Regions from separate parts of the Mus musculus genome. Here region 1 is linked to region 2. Evidence: chromatin loops called from intact Hi-C (ENCODE). Cell type or tissue: heart. All regions are shown on one strand. Each heading gives the region's core, and the rest is flanking DNA. Links, peaks and the distances in the headings are about the cores only.

Region 1 (8,323 bases), core at 54-8,053, 81 kb after region 2:
TGCTTCTTGGATGGGGTGCAGTATGTCTCCTGCAGCTAGACACACCCTGTTTCTCTGATGACATCGCTAGTCTAGAGCACTGAAGTGTATTCACCTAGCTTCTCCTGTTGCGACGCAAGGGTGCTTCCACAGTGAACAGGAGTTTGATACATGTCCTCACACATACGTGGTTGATCCTCGATGCTTCATGGGTTCCACATCTGTGAACTCACATGCTAAGGTTCATGTGGTGGGACTTTCGACTCCAGCACAGTTGTTCTCCGACTCAGTATAACTCTCTCTCTCTCTCTCTCTTGGGACAGGGTTTCTCTGTATAGCACTGGTTGTCCTGGAACTCACTCTGTAGACTAGGCTGGCCTTGAACTCAGAAATCTGATAAAACTAGGAGCAGAAACAGACAGCAGCGGGAAGTTCAGCTCTTGAGACCTGCACTGTGGTGCCATCTATGGGAATTGGGTACCTTACTTATAATTTCATCCTTCAAAGACTGGGGGGGGGAGGACGGATGGATGGAAAGATAGCACACACAGCAGGTAAAGTGCTTAAGTGTGAGGAACTGAACCTGGATTCCCAACACCTGTGCAGAAATTAAAGTTTGTAGCATGCACCTCTAATTCCAGAGCTAGGCTGTGAAGACAGGTAGACCCCTAGAGCTGGATGGCCAACCAATTGAGCTGTTGTGTGACAAAACTTTTCCCCGGGGAGAACACACATGTCTATGCATCCTAGATAGGGAACCCAAGACAGACCCAAATATAGATACCACCAAAGTCAGCTTGGTGAACAATGAGGTTTATTGGGGTTATACAGGAATATGTGTGAAGGGTTACTTACAGAAGCAGAAAGGACTCAAAGACAGTGTTTTAGGGTTTCTTATTCCTGCACAAATATCATAACCAAGAAGCAAGTTGGGGAGGAAAGGGTTTATTCAGCTTACACTTCCACACTGCTGTTCATCACCAGAGGAAGTCATGGACTGGAGCTCAAGCAGGTCAGGAAGCAGGAGCTGATGCAGAGGCCATGGAGGGCTTCCCCTGGCTTGCTCAGCTTGCTTTCTATAGAACCCAAGACCACCAGCCCAGGGATGGCACCACCAACCATGGGCCCTCCCCCTTTGATCACTAATTGAGAAAATGCCTTATAGCTGGATCTCATGGAGGCATTTCCTCAACTGAAGCTCCTTTCTCTGTGATAATTCCAGCCTGTATCAGGTTGACACACAAAATCAGCTAGTACAGACAGCTACATCACCAAAGCCCATTCCAGCATGGATGACAGCTCACAAAGTTGGGGACCTGGAACACACTGCACAGCCTGCAGGTATTTCGACAGGTTAGAGTGCTCTTTCCAGGTGCCTGGGTTGGTCTAAACCTCTTCCAGGCAGCTGGTCTGATCTCAGAGTCTTCTTTGTAGCTGGGCTTGGCTGAGAGAAACTCACCACACTTTTATTGCTTACTCCAGCAGGGTGGGGCAAATGAATCTGGTCAGTTTCAGGGACTTCCTTGAAGCATTGTAAGTTGTTTATCTTTCTGCTTAAGGAGCTTCCCAGAAGAATGAAATGTTTCAATCTTGGAGGAAACTGTTACACAACAGTAGTCAATACTTGGTAAGCTTTTTTTTTTTTTTTTTTTTTTTTTTGAGATAGGGTAGGGTGTGATAAAGACTTCCAATGTTGTCCTCTGGCCTCCTCATGTGCACAGGTATCTGTGCTCAACATGCATGCGTCGGGGTATTTGGGAGGGTTGGGGTGAGCTCACTGGTAGAGGCCCTGGGCTAGAGCCTCATGGTCACAAACAAACGAAACCTCAAACTCTTCTTTCCTCCAAATTACTTCCTGAAGCATTTGCATTTTTATATAGAGAGGAGAAAAAGTAGAGAAATGGGACTCAGCAGGTAAGAGCTCTTGTTGTGCAAGCTTTATGACCTGAGTTCAAATCCCCAGTACCTATCTTAAATGCTGGAGACAGCTGCAGTTCCCCCAGCCCTGCCCCTGCCCTGCCCACCCCCCAGCGCCTAGCTCTGTTGGAGGTGTAGAGAGGACTTCTGGGGCTTCTTGAAGGGTTCCAGCCCAGCTTCAGGTTCAGTGAGATACTCAGTCTCAATAGAATAGGGTGGAAATTGACAGAGCAGGGTGCCTGATGTCCTCATTTGATTTCAGCATGCATACACCCACTTCACACATAGTTGCATGTACACTACACACACACACACACCTCTATAAGACAAGAGAAACTGATTTGTCTAATATCTGTAACACAAGGACTTAAGTTCATTCTTAATTAAACGAGCCTGTCAGAATCCAAAGTCCATGGTTTTTCTCTTCCGTCCCCTGCCCCTGAGGCCGTCCGGGTAATCACTAACCAGCTAAGAGAGCAGGCTGTGCTGTCAGACAGATGAGGATTCTACCTGGTCCATGCAGGGTAATTTTTGGCAAGTCAATGCCTCCAAGTCTCCATGTCTTCATCTTTATTGCTGGATTTTGGGAAGTCTTTCTATGGCCACTGGGTTGCTGAAAGAATTTCTGACAATTCTGCAGCATCAGCTGGATGGCTTCTGTTTCCAAAGGCGTGGCTCGTGTTCTCTGTATTTCTCAGTTCTCTCTCAAGCAGTCTGTGCTCTCTGGACTCCCCGACACACTCAGCCCCCACTGTCTGTCCCCTTGTTTAATTAAGTATAATGATCATAACAAAAGCAACTGGTTTTTCTACATCACCATATGCCTGGTGACTGCAACAGGAGCATTACCGCCTCTACCTCATTTAAGTGGAGTGGCAAATCTTGCCGGGTACGAAGTACTGAGTCCCTCCAGTTAGCATAAGCTGCTTAGAGGCAAAACACAACCCACTCTCCATACAGTTGAGTCGCTGCCTTGACAGCAATAGGTGCCGTGTGTGTGTGTGTGTGTGTGTGTGTGTGTGTGTGTGTGTGTGTGTGAGAGAGAGAGAGAGAGAGAGAGAAGCCAGAAACTGAGCTCTGCCTGGGAGGGGCTGCTATTGTAGTCACAGATAAAGAAACCTAGCTCCCGCTGGAGAGGTGTTCTGCAATCAAGAGCACTTCCTGCTTTTTCAGAGGACTCCTGGTTCCCGGAACCACAGTAGTCCTCTGACAGCCTGCGGACACTCCAGATTCAGGCTAGCTCAGTCTGGTCTGACCTATGAGGGCACTGCATGCAGGTGGTGTAATTACATACACAGAGGCATACACGTAAAATAAACACACCAATCTTTAAAAATTGAGCTTTGCAGAGAGTAAAAACTTGCTGAGCAAGCTGCTTCATTCTGGTAGACCTAGATTTACACAACACATAATTTACACACACACACACACACACACACACACACACACACACTTTGCCTAATTTTATTTTATTTACTTATTTAGAGACAGAGTTTCTTTACATATCCCTGGATGTCCTGGAACTCAGTATGTAGACCAGGCTGGCCTGGAACTACTGACGGAGATCCACCTGCCTCAGCCTCCTCAGTGTTGGGACTAAAGGCGTGTGCCTTCTGTTTTGAGGTGGCAGTTTATCTTAATTCCTGCAACAAGAATTCAGGGGTTCTACCACTGAATGCCGACCACAGATTCCTGGACATCTCTGAGGCTAAAACAAAGTGAAAATTCATCCCTCTGCGAATTGTAAAGATGCCTTGCTTTGGGAAATAAATGGCCCAACCCCTCAGCTGGCCCAGATCTCTGGACGCAGTTTCCTTAGATCTTGGTATTTCAAAGCTTGATATTTCTGAAGGGGCTTTGGCTAATAGTGGGATAACCTTACACTCAAGATTAGGAAACTGAAATCCAAAGAGGTGAGTGAAATGGTCCCTGGGTCACTTCATTTGAGAGTAACAGGGCTAGGACACATATCCACGTGCTCATATGGAGGGACTTTAGCCAGGGAGTCTTCATTGCTTCTCCTTAGCTCTCTCTCATAGGTGTGGTCCAGCCCAAGGGTTGCCACCCTGCCCTGGAGAGTAGTGGGAGAGAGCGTGGGTGAGAGGGTTGAACCAGCCCTGATGGAGGTGGGGCTAAGAACTTGGGGCGGGGCTTACGGTTTAAGTACGCTCAGGGCTGTGGGCGGGGCTTGAGGTACAGCAAATAGGATGATCATAGGTTCCCCGGGTCTTCAGGAAATCCGAGCGGGGATTTGCGGCGCTCAACTGGGGGAAGCTAGGTTTTGGGGGCGGGGGGAAACCAAGCCCTGCTCACGGACTCGGTGGGCAGTTAGATGCGCTCAAACGACCATCCTCATAGAGAGGCTCTGCAGGGCCGTGGGTGGAGCTTAAGAACGCCCGCTCTGGTTCTAAAGACCTGGGTGGGGCTGGAAGGAGCCCGTGGGCGTGGCCACCCGGCCATTCAAGTGCCCCGGAAAGCGGGCGTGGGCTCCGAGTCTCCTTGCACCTCCCCGCGCCACCACAGGGGGCGCTCTAAGGAGAGCCGGGCATCTAACCGGGACCTTCCGGAAGTGGGCGTGGTGAAGCGTGGTTCGGCGGCGCTGGTTGGGCGCGGCCCCGGCGCGGGGGCGGGGCCCGCGCGCGCGAAGGCCTGGGCAGCGGCGGCCGCGCCCCTCCCCCGCGCGGCGCTCAGTGCCAGGCGGGAGGCGGCAGCGGTTGGAGGCTTCGCGGGGCTTTGCAGCAGGGACTTCGGCGGCGCCTCAGGCACCCGGGCTCTGGTAAGCAGCGCGCGCTCAGGACGGGGCAGCTCCGGAGCGAGCCCGGGGCGGGCGGGCCGGCCTCCGGGACCCCGCGTGTGAAGCTCTCGGCTGACAGGAGCCGGCGGCGCCGAGTGGTGCGGGGCGCACGCGCATGCCCCGGGCGCTGCGGCTGGGGAATGGCCGTCTGCGGGCAGCCGTGGGCCCGGCAGCCGTGAGGCGGTGTCTGAGCGCTGCGAAGAGCCTGCGGCCGAGCGCTCACGTGGGGCTGGGTCCGCGGGGGACCCCCGGTGTGCGGGGCGCGCCCGGGCGGGGCTCCGCCTGGCTCGCAGTGCATGGCCTCCTGGACCCTGAAGACCTGGGGCGGGGGCGGGCTGCAGTGGCGTGGCCTGGAGGAGGAACCCTGTCCCGGGTGCGGAACCTAGTGACCCGCGGGGCAGGTGGGGCTCAGCCGCGCCGAGATGGCTAGGATGACATCAGAGGTGGAGGGTGGGGACGCCCAGCCCAGCTCTGCCGCCGGTCCCCCGGCGGGCGTACGCACAGCAGCCCTATCTATCTCCAGTGATGTGAATGAGCTGGGGGGAAGTAGCCGGCTGCAGGGCTTTCGGAGAAGAAAGGGGCTTCCTCCCGGAGGGAGGTGCCGGCCCCGACGTCCTTTTTTGGGAGTGTTCAAAGGGTTTTTTTTTGCAGGCTGGAAAAGGAAATGCAGGCTTTCTCTCCGTCGTGGTTTAGAATCACATCCTATATTTGGCCTTCATGTAGGCTGCCCTTGTTTTGTGGTGTCAGAACGGCTTGCTCTACACATTTCGGTCGTGGGATTCAGAGTGAGAAGCAAATTGCAAGTTGTTCGTCTCTCCCGGAATTGCTTCCTGTAAGCATTTGAAAGAGAATTGACCGCAGAGCGTGCTTATTCGCAGGGCCACAATATGTTTAGTTTTGGAAATGGTTGGCACGAAATAATTGTACTCCCATCCCGTGGCCTTCCCTACCGGGATTATATTCTAAAACAGTACTTGCGAGGCTCTTAGTCACCCTATATAATAAAGCGTCTTATTGTCCTTGTCTGGCAGCACCCTGACACCAGGGCCTGCTAGTAGAGGGAAGAACATGATGAAGTACAAGTAGTTGCTTCCTGCCTCCTTCTCGGGTGTGAAGGCAAATGGTAGTTCATATTCCTGTCTGTCCGCAGCTTCAGAGCAGCTGAACACAGTGCTTGGTTCTGGACATGTTAGAGAACACTGACCTAGGGAGACTTGGGGAGTGTGTGTCACACGCAGTGATGTTTGGATAGCCAGCCTGACATTAAACATCGAATCTAGGCGGCGGTTACATATTGTACTGGCTGGTTTTCTGTCTAGCTTGACACAAGCCAGAGTCATCAGAGAGGAGGAAGCCTCAGTTGAGAAAAAGTGAGACTGAGGTTATAGAAAAGCCTGTGGGGCCTTTTCTTAATTGGTGATTCATGGTGGGAGGGCTGAGCCCATTGTGGGCGGGGCCACCCCTGGGCTTGCAGTCCTGCGTTCTATAAGAAAACAGGCTGACCAAGCCATGGGGAGCAAGACAGTAAGCAGCACCCCTCCATCAGCCTCTGCATCAGCCTCCTGCCTCCAAGTTCCCGCCCGCTAGAGTTCCTGTCCTGACTTCCTTTGATGATGAACTGTGATGTGGAAGTGTGAGCTGAATTAACCCTTTCCTCCCCAAGCTGTTTTGGTCCTGGTGTCTCATCACAGCAATAGTAACTAGAACTGAAACATATATAAACAGGAAAAAAAATGTGGTAGAGCAGAATTGCTTTATATCATAGCTCTACAAGTGCTCTGTCTTTTGGTAGTTGACAGTCACACACACAGACACATACTTTTTTAAGAAATCAGAACATGTTTTCTCTGTGTGTGTGTGTTTGTGTGCGTGCGTGCGCATGTGCGCGAGCGCATGTGTATTTTACTTGTGGACAGTACATTAAAGCCTGATGAATTTACAAGGTTTTTAAAAATTATTATTTTAAGGTGTGTGTGTGTGTGTGTGTGTGTGTGTGTGTTGGTGTTGTTGGTGGTTATGTGCATATATGTGCACCCTTGCTGGCCAGCGACATGAGATTCCCTGGAGCTGGAGTAGCAGAGGGTTGTGAGCCACCTGCCCAGGTGGAGTACTGACCGTGGGTTTTCTTGAAGTGCAGCAAGTGCTTCTAACTTAATCTTAGTCACATCTTTCCAGTCTCTTAAGTGTCATGAATTTATTTAACATAAATATCCTGGAGAAATGTCACTGCAGAAGCATTAGAGTTTTCATGGTTATTTGTTATTCCGACCAGATCACGCTAATCAGTATTTGTGTCTGTGTATAAATTAGGATTAGATTCCGGATTGCTAAATACCATTTTTAAACATTATTTCTGGGATCCACTCCAGCTGTGTGGGGAGTCGCTCTAGTGCTTATGTGATAGAATGTTTGAAATGATGTTATTAGTTTCTTAGCTAAATAAGTGGGGGTGTGGAAGACTCAGTTTTTTTACGAGAGCACAACATTCATTTAGTATTTTGATATGTCACAAACCGGTGCTTTAGAAACAGAGTAATTGAAGTGCCTGACCTCTCCCGGGGTGGGGTGGGGTGGGGGTGGGGTGGCCCAGTGCGAGCTACATTCAAACTCAGCCTACTGACCCGGTGCTGAAGGCCCCTGGGCTTGTGCTCCATCCGATGGCTTCCCTGTGTCGGGGAGCTATCAGAACTCTTCTGGTACTTGCCAGTGTCTTTTAAACTAGAGATGGCTACTGTATGAAAACACGGAATTCTTCATGAATATTTCAGCACAGCCTAGGACCTAGATGCTGAGGAATGGAATCTTTTGGGTTTTCCTTGCCCTAGTTGAGATTCTGAAGTTCACGGGCAAGACTCACTACTATTTTAGCACCTGCTTCGTCCCCTGACAGCGCACAGTGGGCTCTTTTTTGTTTTACAGAGGCTTTATTGAGCTATGACTCACATACCATGCACTTAACTCACCTAAGGTGCACAGCTCACGGGGGCGTGGGGTTGTCACAGAGCAGTGCAGCCATTTAACCACTGAACTCAGTTGAGAGTATTTCCCCACCCAGGCGAGAAGCGCCCTGGGCACTACAGCTTCCCACAAGCCTTCTTCCTTCTCAGTGATCTTCCACTGATCGCCTCTGTGAATATGTCACCCTAGGACAGACAGACATGTGTACAGCCTTTAGTAGGTGGTCTTTGTCACTCATTTTATCAGCATACTTTAAGATTTATGCATTCTGTAGTGAATGTGGAATACTCTATTTATGCTTGAATAATATTTCATTGTATGGCCATACCATGTTTTGTTTATTCATTCATACTTGATGGGTATTTGGGTGTTTGCCTTTTGGGCTAGTTACTACAAGTAAGTCGGCTGTGAGCACTCGTTATGTGAAAATGTATTTTCTTTTCTCTGGAGTGTTGACCTGAGAGTGGAATTGCTGGTTATCTGATAAGCCTGTATTTAACTCTTTGAAGGAACTGCCATTCCAAAGGAACTGTGATTTCCAAAGCAGCTGCAGCTTTGGGCGGTTTTTTAACCCACAATGAGTGAAGGCTGCAGTTTTTGTGTCTCTTCACGGTGACCACTGTGTTCTCTGTCTTTTGGTTCTAGTCAGCCTCAGAGTGGGGAGGAGTACGCTGT
Region 2 (8,323 bases), core at 30-8,029:
TACGCTGCCCGCGAGTCTAGCGGCGGAGGAGGGGCCCAGGCCGGGCGGCTGCAGCCAGCGCGGGGGCGCGCGCGAGTGGACGTGACCGCGCGGCGGGGCCCGCCCCAGGCCGGTCACTGGCGCATGCGCATCACTGCCCGAGCGCTGCGGGCCCGGCGGACTCCGGAGCCGGGGAAGGGGGTGGGGGGTGGGGAGTTTGCGGGAGGGAGGAGGGAAGAGGGAGGGAGCGAGGGGCGGGCCCGGCGCGGCTGCCCGGCCGGCTGCTGGAGGCCCCGGGCCGGGCCCGCGCCGCGATGGCCTTGGTGACCCTTCAGCGCTCTCCCACGCCCAGCGCCGCGTCTTCCTCCGCAAGCAACAGCGAGGTGAGCCCGGCCGCACCCTCCCACAAGGTGTGAGGCGGAGGTGCGTCCGCCCTTGGGGTGCGGGCGTCCCCGCGTCCCGGTGACTGAGCATGCGCCGGGCTGGGGTCGCGGAGGTGGGGGGGCGGGGGGGGATGCTTCCAGATCGCAGGGCACCAGGAAAGGCTCTGGTCGGCTCTGGGCTGCAGGGTCTCGGGTTCCGCTCGGGGCCTGAGCTCATGCTGCTTAATCGGGGTAGATGGGGACCGGAGCGTCCGGGTCCTCAGGACGGCCTGCCCCAGGCTGTGCTACCCCAGCCGGGCTCATCCCACCCCCTTCCCCTGATGAGCTTAAGGCCTCGGAGTAAACCCCGGATGACCCAGCCGGCTGCAGGGGACGCCCCGCTGTGCTGGGCTAGCCCCGCAGGCCCAGGAAGTTGCCAGCTGGAATCTGGGCCCTCTCCCGGGGTTGTGTGTCTGCGTGAGACTTGGCTCAGCACCCCTGCGTGCCCGTGTTGGTGCGTTTTGGGCTCGTCTTGCGGGGACTGGCAGGCATCTTTGCAGAATGGCTGTGAGGTTAAGCCTCCAGGGCCCTTTCTGTCTGAGACTCTTTCATGAGTTTTATCTGCAGGCAGAAGGTTCTGGTTGCCTCCTCTTTGCACACAATTAGGCAGGGCAACTGAGAAGTTAGATTGTAGTAAGGCCTCTCTTCCCACACAGCTCGGTTCCCCTACAACAGTTTACAAAGTGCCTTTTATCTTGTGTTCTTCCTAGGAAACTACAGGAGCATAGGGAAGCAGGGAGGGGCAGTACAGGCCTTTGCAGCCGAAATTCTCTTCCTTCCTTCCTTCCTTCCTTCCTTCCTTCCTTCCTTCATCATGTAGTTGTGGCTGGCCCCCTGCCTCTGCGTCTCAGATGTTGTCAGTTCAGAAGAGCTTTCCACACCTGGCTCTCAGCCTGGATTTCTAGCCAACTTCCATAATGTTATGGGAATTTAACACTTGGTCGCTTCCAGTTCCTGTATTAGACACATTTTTAGGCTTTTAATCTTTTTTTTTTTAGTTGAGATGTAACTCACAGCCTGTGGCTTTACCTTTTGGAAGTATGTAAGTCAGCGTTAGTAGACACACCCGCTCAGCCACTCAGTCCCGAAGCTTCAGCGCCCCGCCCTTCTCAGTTACCGCTTGTCTTTGCTTCACCCCCACCCCGGGGCGTCCCCTACTTCTCTACATTTGCCTACGCTGTAGTTCATATAACAGGAAATATGCAGTGTTGCCTCTGTCTGGCTTCTCCCTCTAAGCGTGCTGGTCTCAAGGTTTGCCCATACTGGGTCTAATCATTTCTTTCCTTTCTATAAGAATTCATTGTATGGGGGGTAAATTTTTTTCAGGACACTGATTAGGACATTTTAAAAATCATTTTATTATTATTATTATTATTATTATTAATGTTATTTAGTACTAAATGTTTGAACCAGACCCTTGTGTGTGCCTGGCACTACGCACACTACCTACATTTTAAAAATTACATTAAGGTGTGTATGCATGTGTGTGCATGCGTTTGTCTCTCTGTCTGCTTCTGGGCATATGCAGGTGCCCACGGAGACCAGAAGAGGATGTTGGATCCTGTGGAGCTAGGCTTACAGGGGGCTTGTGAGCTGCAGGTTGTGGATCTGGGCATCTGCTTTTAGGTCCTCTGGAAGAGCAGCAAATGCTTTTAACTGCGGAGCTCTCTTCTGCAGCCCCCTTCCAGCCTCCATTTTAAATCATTATATGATGATCTCCCAATGACCAATTAACAGAAGAGAAAGCCCAGAAGAAAGCCAATGTTTAAAGTGTGAGGAGGCCCAGAGCCCTCTTGACTTTTACATCCTAGGAATGTGGAAGGTGGAGGCAGGAAACCCCTAGTACAGGCTGCATGGCCAGGCTAGTGAAATTAAGAATGGGCAAGGTGAGCGAGACCCTGACTCAATATGGAAGACAATGACATCGCCAGCAGCCACATACACACACACATGCACATGTGAACACATACCAGTCACACCTGCAAGTACACACAAACCCTAAAATCCCAGATGGCTTTTCTTTAACTTGAGCATGCCTTTGTCACCTGGGATGTTCCTGGGATGGCTAAGCTGCCTTCCCGATGTGCCCAGGTCAGGAGCAAGGCAGAGAGAGTAGACAGCAGGTGCTCCCTGTGCTGGGAGACTGGAATCCCGATTGGCTGTGCCTCCCGCCCATCCTTTTCCCACTTGGCTTCCTCTCTCTCTCCAAGTCAGATCTTCGGATGGGCCTGGATTGTTTCTTTGGGGATGATGCCGTCTCTCTCTGCTTCTCTGGCATTCCTGACCTTACATCACCTTTCAGTGGAAAACCTCAGATGGTGACTAAGAAGTCAATGGCTGCGGAGCCCGTGTCCTCTTTCCCCCAGTCTGTTATCCAAATGCCACTTCTTTTATGAGTCAGGGAGACAGCGGTTTCCTGACAGAGCTAGGTTAGCAGTGAAGCCTGGGAAACCAAGGGAAATCACAGCTCTTGGTCCCACAGCAATCTTGTCCTCTTACTTTTGTCCCCCATCACCTCCCCATACTTTCTGGATCTTTAATTATCTCGTATTTGTCCTTTTCCTGTTGACCTTATTGAATTCCTTTGTGAGATCAAGGGGAGCTGAGAAAGAGATACATAAACTGTTTCCCCTAGGTGTATAGCAACATTGTTTTGGACCAATGTGCAAGGTCTGTTTTTCATGGGCACAGGCTAGTCTCCAGGCACTTGGGACCAGGGCTTCTCAGCCTCGCTGCTGACCCTGAGACTCAGAGGTGGAGGCTTCTCCTTCAGCAGCATCCTCTTGCTCCGCCCACTAGATGCCAGTAGCACCCTCCAAAAAAATGCCCCAGTGGCCCTTATTGAAGGAGTCCTTACATGTGGTGATCCGCTGCTGCTGTTTGCTTCTGTCTAGTGCTGCAATGTGTGGGGGGCCTGCCCTGGTTTTTCCCTTCTCCTTTACAGCCCAGGAGCCAACGCGGTCCATTCCCAGTGTGTACATCTATAAAGTTGTACATAGACTCTTCATATAAGGGGGACACCTTATGGAATACTCATTCTTGGTGGAAATGGTCTCCTCTTGATGTATATCCCATACTGCCCAGTTCCCTTCCTACCTTAGCTCTGGATCCAGTTCCTGCTGCCCTTGACCTCTGGCTGGCTGGCTGGTCCCCAGTCAGTCTTGTGTCTGTCCTGGCTGTCACACTGCTCTGATGTTCTCTTCCACACAGTGGGTGCTTTAAAAAAAAAAACACGCCAACTCCTCCTGGACCACCTTGTGTTTTCTTCTCATTTTGTGTTTTTGCCCAGAAAGGAGAGGTGGGGAGGGGAGTAAGTAGTGATGGGGTTAAGATATTTAGAATTCAATGCCCGGATACCTTCCATGGCCGAAGTCTTGTCTGGCGTGGCTTTTCGTTTCAGTTTGGTTTTGGACATGCCCGCTTGCTGTGTTATCTGGGCTGCTCTCAGATCCCTGGGGCAAACGGTTCCCCTGCCTTAGCCTGTTAAGTAGCCAGGGTGACAGGTGTGTGGACCTTCTTTGGGATGGAGTTTTTCAGTGGTATTCCTCGGGCTTGCTGGTGTGCCTGGCTCCACAAAGAAATAGGTTTTCTTAAGACGGTAATCCCGTTTCCTGTAAAAACAAAACCAGAATAAGACTCAGAGTCAGTGTGTTGTCTAGTCTAGGGCTTGAAAGAGCCTTGGGAAACAGAGCCCATGGGGCTCGGCTCAGGCGGCTGAGACAGAAATAGGGATAAACATTAGGAAACCTGAAAATGTGGAGCGAGAGTGACTCAGAGGAACAACACATCAGGTTGGCATGGAGAGGGCAGGGGGTGTGTCTCGAACACGGCAGCCTCCTTCCTGGATGCCTTTATCTTTGCCGGGCACCGGGGAGTCTGCTGTCAGAGCTAATAGTGGCGGCTGTGAGGTCACACACTTTCTCTCTCTTTCCCTGTAGTTGGAGGCTGGCAGCGATGAAGAACGGAAATTGAACCTCAGGTAAGTCCACTTGGCGTTTGTCCTTAGGTCCGGGAAGTAGGTGAAGAGCACTGTTGTACGGTTGAAAAATGGTTTTATAACCGTGTCTTCATGGAAGCCCAAGCTACAAGCTCGTAATCTTACCAGAAGGGATTTGGATCTCTTTGAGTTCGAGGCCAGCCTGCTCTACATAGCACGTTCCGGGCCAGCCCAAGCTCCGTGGTGAAATACTACTGTAGAGATTACTGGTTGTAGTACATACCTGTGATTCTAGGAGCTGATGAGGCAGGGTTGCAGTTTTAAGGCCAGCTTGGACTACATAGTAAACAAACAAAAAACCTGGGATGTGTCCTTTGCCCATCACGTACAAGGCTCTGGGTCCATCCGCAGCACCACAGTAAATGAACAATTAAGTAAAAATCGTATGTGCTTGGCTACTCCCTGCTTAGGGGGAGGAAGAACTGCTGAGCACACACAGGGTCTCAAGCAGGCTAAGCAAAGGCTCTACCACTAAACACCAGCAGCCTGTAACTGCCTTGATATGGGATGTCATTTGCAAAAGGAGGCAAATAACTGTATTTTTTCTGTGCCCTTCATTTCCTTTGTTGTTGTTACATGTGTGTGAGCGTGTCTGTGTCTGTGTGTGTCTGTGTGTGTGTATCAGAGAACAGTTTGGAGCATTCATTTCTTCATGTGGGTCCCTTGGATTGAACTCAGGTCCTCAGGCTTGGCAGCAAGGTCCTATGCCCGCTCAGCCCTCTCGTCGCCCCTGATATATTTTCTTGCAGAAGTTCCTGTCTGTGTTTAACAATCATTGTACTATGCCCTCTGTTTTTTCATTCTGCTTTGGACAAGCTGCTACTTTTGAAGTCAGAACATCACTTCTTTTTGCTTGCTTTTTTTTTTTTTTTTTTTTTTTTCAAAATGAGGTCTCTCTGTGTAGCCCTGACTGTCCTAGAACTCACTGTAGACCTGGCTGGCCTTGAACTCAGTGGTCCATCTGCCTCTGCCTCCTGAGTGAGTGCTGGGATTAAAAGTGTCGTGTGAGATTGGGATTGATTGGTAGCCGAGCTCACTGAGACAGTTTTTTTTTTCCATTTTTTATTAGGTATTTAGCTCATTTACATTTCCAATGCTATACCAAAAGTCCCCCATACCCACCCACCCCCACTCCCCTACCCACCCACTCCCCCTTTTTGGCCCTGGCGTTCCCCTGTATTGGGGCATATAAACTTTGCAAGTCCAATGGGCCTCTCTTTGCAGTGATGGCCGACTAGGCCATCTTTTGATACATATGCAGCTAGAGACAAGAGCTCCGGGGTACTGCTTAGTTCATATTGTTGTTCCACCTATAGGGTTGCAGTTCCCTACTGAGACAGTTCTTAAGGGCTGGAAATGGCTCAGTAGTTAAGAACACTGGCTGCTCTTGCAGAGGACCTGAGTTTGGTTCCCAGCACCAGTGTGGTGGCTCACGACCACTCGTAACTCTAGTTTATATGACCTGACACCTTCTTTTGGCCTTGGTCATCATGTGTGCATAGGTACATAGAGATAAATGCAGGCAAAATCCCTAGAAACATGAAATGATAATACATTTTGTAAAATTCCCATAAGATGTAGTCACCAAGTGGGTGTGGTGGCAAACGCCTTTGATCCTGGTACTTGGAGGCAGATAGATTTCTGAATTTGAGGCCAGCCTGGTCTACAGAGTGAGTTCCGTGAGTTCCAGGACAGCCAGGGCCATAAGAGAAATCCTTTCTTGAAAAACAACAACAAAAAAAGATATTAGTCACCAGTTACTGTAGGGGACACCAAAGTCATCTGGACTTTTTTTTTTTTTTTTGCCAAAAATTCAGACCTCCTTCTCTTTGCCCATCTGAAGTCTAGCTATATGCCTAGACTGGGCAGATCTAACTACTAACTTATTCCCCAGCTATAAGACCCTTCCCTACTTGTGGTTTCTCCTGGACACATGGTTCTGCTCCATCATGGCTTCCTCCTCTTCCTGTACTCTCTCCCATCACTCTCCAGAACCTCTTGTTGCACCTTTCCCTTCCACTGCCCAATCATAGGGTCTAGCTTTTATTGAGTAGCTAGAATGGCAAGAAAATTCACATGAGATCACATGAATATGATCAGGGTTAGATCTGCTTCCTCAAGAGGGACTGTTCTTTGGGGAAGCAGAATTAACATCAGAATAAATACAACAGTAGCAGGGCAATTCACACCACTGAGTGCTGTGCTGAGTTACTGTGCCAAGTGCTATCTGTGCCCAGTGTTGTGCTTAGTTACTGTCTTGAGTGCTGTGCTCAGTAATGCTCTCCCGTGTTCTGCCTAAACACTTTTTTTTTTTTTTTTTTTTTTTTTTTGGTTTTTCAAGACAGGGTTTCTCTATATAGCTCTGGCTGTCCTGGAACTCACTTTGTAGACCAGGCTGGGCTCAAACTCAGAAATCCGCCTGCCTCTGCCTCCCGAGTGCTGGGATTAAAGGCGTGCGCCACCACGCCCGGCTCCTGCCAAACTCTTGAAGAAGCTCTAGAAACACGTTTGGCCTGTCTTTGGACTGTGTGCATTTGAGTGATGGAAGGAAGCCTCTCACTTTGATCGGGAAACATGCTATTTGTGAAGATGCCGTGGGTGGTGGTGGGGAGCCCTGACCTGCAGAAAACAAAGTGATGGAGAGTACAGCTACCAGAGCCTTGCCAGTCACGGTAGACTGTGTAAAGGGCTCTTCATGCCTGGCTTTGAGGCAGCTTGTGGCCCAGGTCAAGGTTCCAGGGCCGGAGACACTGGCTCCTGGGGGCAGTAATGGGCTGCTTTTTGCTGCACAGGCTGTGTGTGTAGGAGGAGAGCCAGTGGAATCTGCGTGTTGGGTGCAGGCCCGGAACTGGGAGGAGAACTTGATGAGGGTGGTGGGGCCCCCAGAGCCTTTGCAGCTTCCTGTGCCCTGCTCCTGTGACCCTTCCCTGGGGTCAGAATTCCTTCTACCCTCCACCCGTCCATCCCTTCCTCTCTGGGCACTGGGCCAGGGAGAGCATTGAGCTAGCTTTGTCTTTAATTGCCCTTAATTAGCAGGATGCTTGAAGATGTTTTATAGCCGAGAACTTAGAACTGTGATAAGAAACTGTGTCTGTCTGTGGTCCCTTCTCACTAATAAAAGAGAAAGTTTCCTGGTTTGGCACTTTGGGGAGGCCTGACATAGGATGGGGGTTGGTGTCTCTGTACTTTGACACCTCTGTGTTCCAGTGAAGTATTTGTGTGTGGTGGTGTAGGCCTGTCACCCCAGCTCTCTAGAGACTGAAGCTCTCTGAGGCCTACAGAGTTCAAGGGCAACTGGGGTTACATTGCAAGACCCTGCTTAAAAACAAAGACAGCCGTGGGGGGAGGGGGGAGAACTTTCGAGCAAGCGTTGTGCCTCCAGGCTGGTAGCCCAGGGTCCAGTCAGTCTGTCCAGATGAGTCAGTTCTTTTGGACCCACAGACAAGGAACCTGACTGAAAGGGCTTTAGGCAGTCCCAGGACCAGAACCTAGAACTCCTCTTTGAGTTTGCTGCCAGGAGCTATCAGATCCATCCAGGAAGAGCTAAGCCCTTTTCACAGCAGGATCCCAAAGTCATTGTGGCCCCAGGGAGAACCCCAGGAGTGGGGTCCTGAGTTCTCCTGGTCCGGGCGTGCAGCAGGGAGTTCTGGTTTCTGCTCTTCCTCTTAGCCTGCCTCTCAGGCTTCTTGACTCAGAGCCTTGACAGTTCACCTCCCTTTTCAGGCAGAGGACAACATCCTGCTTTCTAACAAGGAAGTTCTGGGTCCAGGTCTGGCCTCTGGCTGCTGTTCTTCACAGACACTGCTCATTTGCATCCCCCAGACCATCCCACTCCCTAGAAAAACAAAACAAATGTGCCCAGGTGGTTTTATTTGAGGCAGAAGCTCAAGGGAGAGATTTCCCTTTGCTTTGGATTGACCCTGAG

Evidence for each region. Peaks named below come from ENCODE experiments on the same cell type or tissue, not always from the same donor. Only the 100,000 strongest peaks of a DNase experiment are listed, where the experiment ranks them.
Region 1: a loop joins it to region 2, with 2.0 times the contacts of the local background. A loop is called at or near these places in 1 of 42 quality-filtered maps.

The regions. Positions count from the first base shown.
Region 1 is chr5:113,904,960-113,913,282 of GRCm38, reverse strand. Coro1c (coronin, actin binding protein 1C) reads left to right here and starts at 4,577. Exons shown (of 11, transcript NM_011779.3): 1 at 4,577-4,672. In heart, for the core only: CTCF peaks have their summits at 4,395 and 5,271; DNase peaks (open chromatin) are centred at 2,538, 4,362, 5,082 and 6,152; H3K4me3 peaks cover 4,693 bases; H3K27ac peaks cover 4,100 bases.
Region 2 is chr5:113,985,703-113,994,025 of GRCm38, reverse strand. Ssh1 (slingshot protein phosphatase 1) reads left to right here and starts at 236. Exons shown (of 15, transcript NM_198109.5): 1 at 236-362; 2 at 4,340-4,380. The coding sequence starts at 294. It overlaps Gm52825 (a long non-coding RNA gene), which reads right to left and starts at 4,204. Exons shown (of 3, transcript XR_003955978.1): 1 at 4,149-4,204; 2 at 3,759-4,012; 3 at 1,792-3,617. In heart, for the core only: CTCF peaks have their summits at 3,196 (motif pointing right) and 7,153; DNase peaks (open chromatin) are centred at 115, 735, 1,505, 7,235 and 3 weaker places; H3K4me3 peaks cover 2,522 bases; H3K27ac peaks cover 3,359 bases.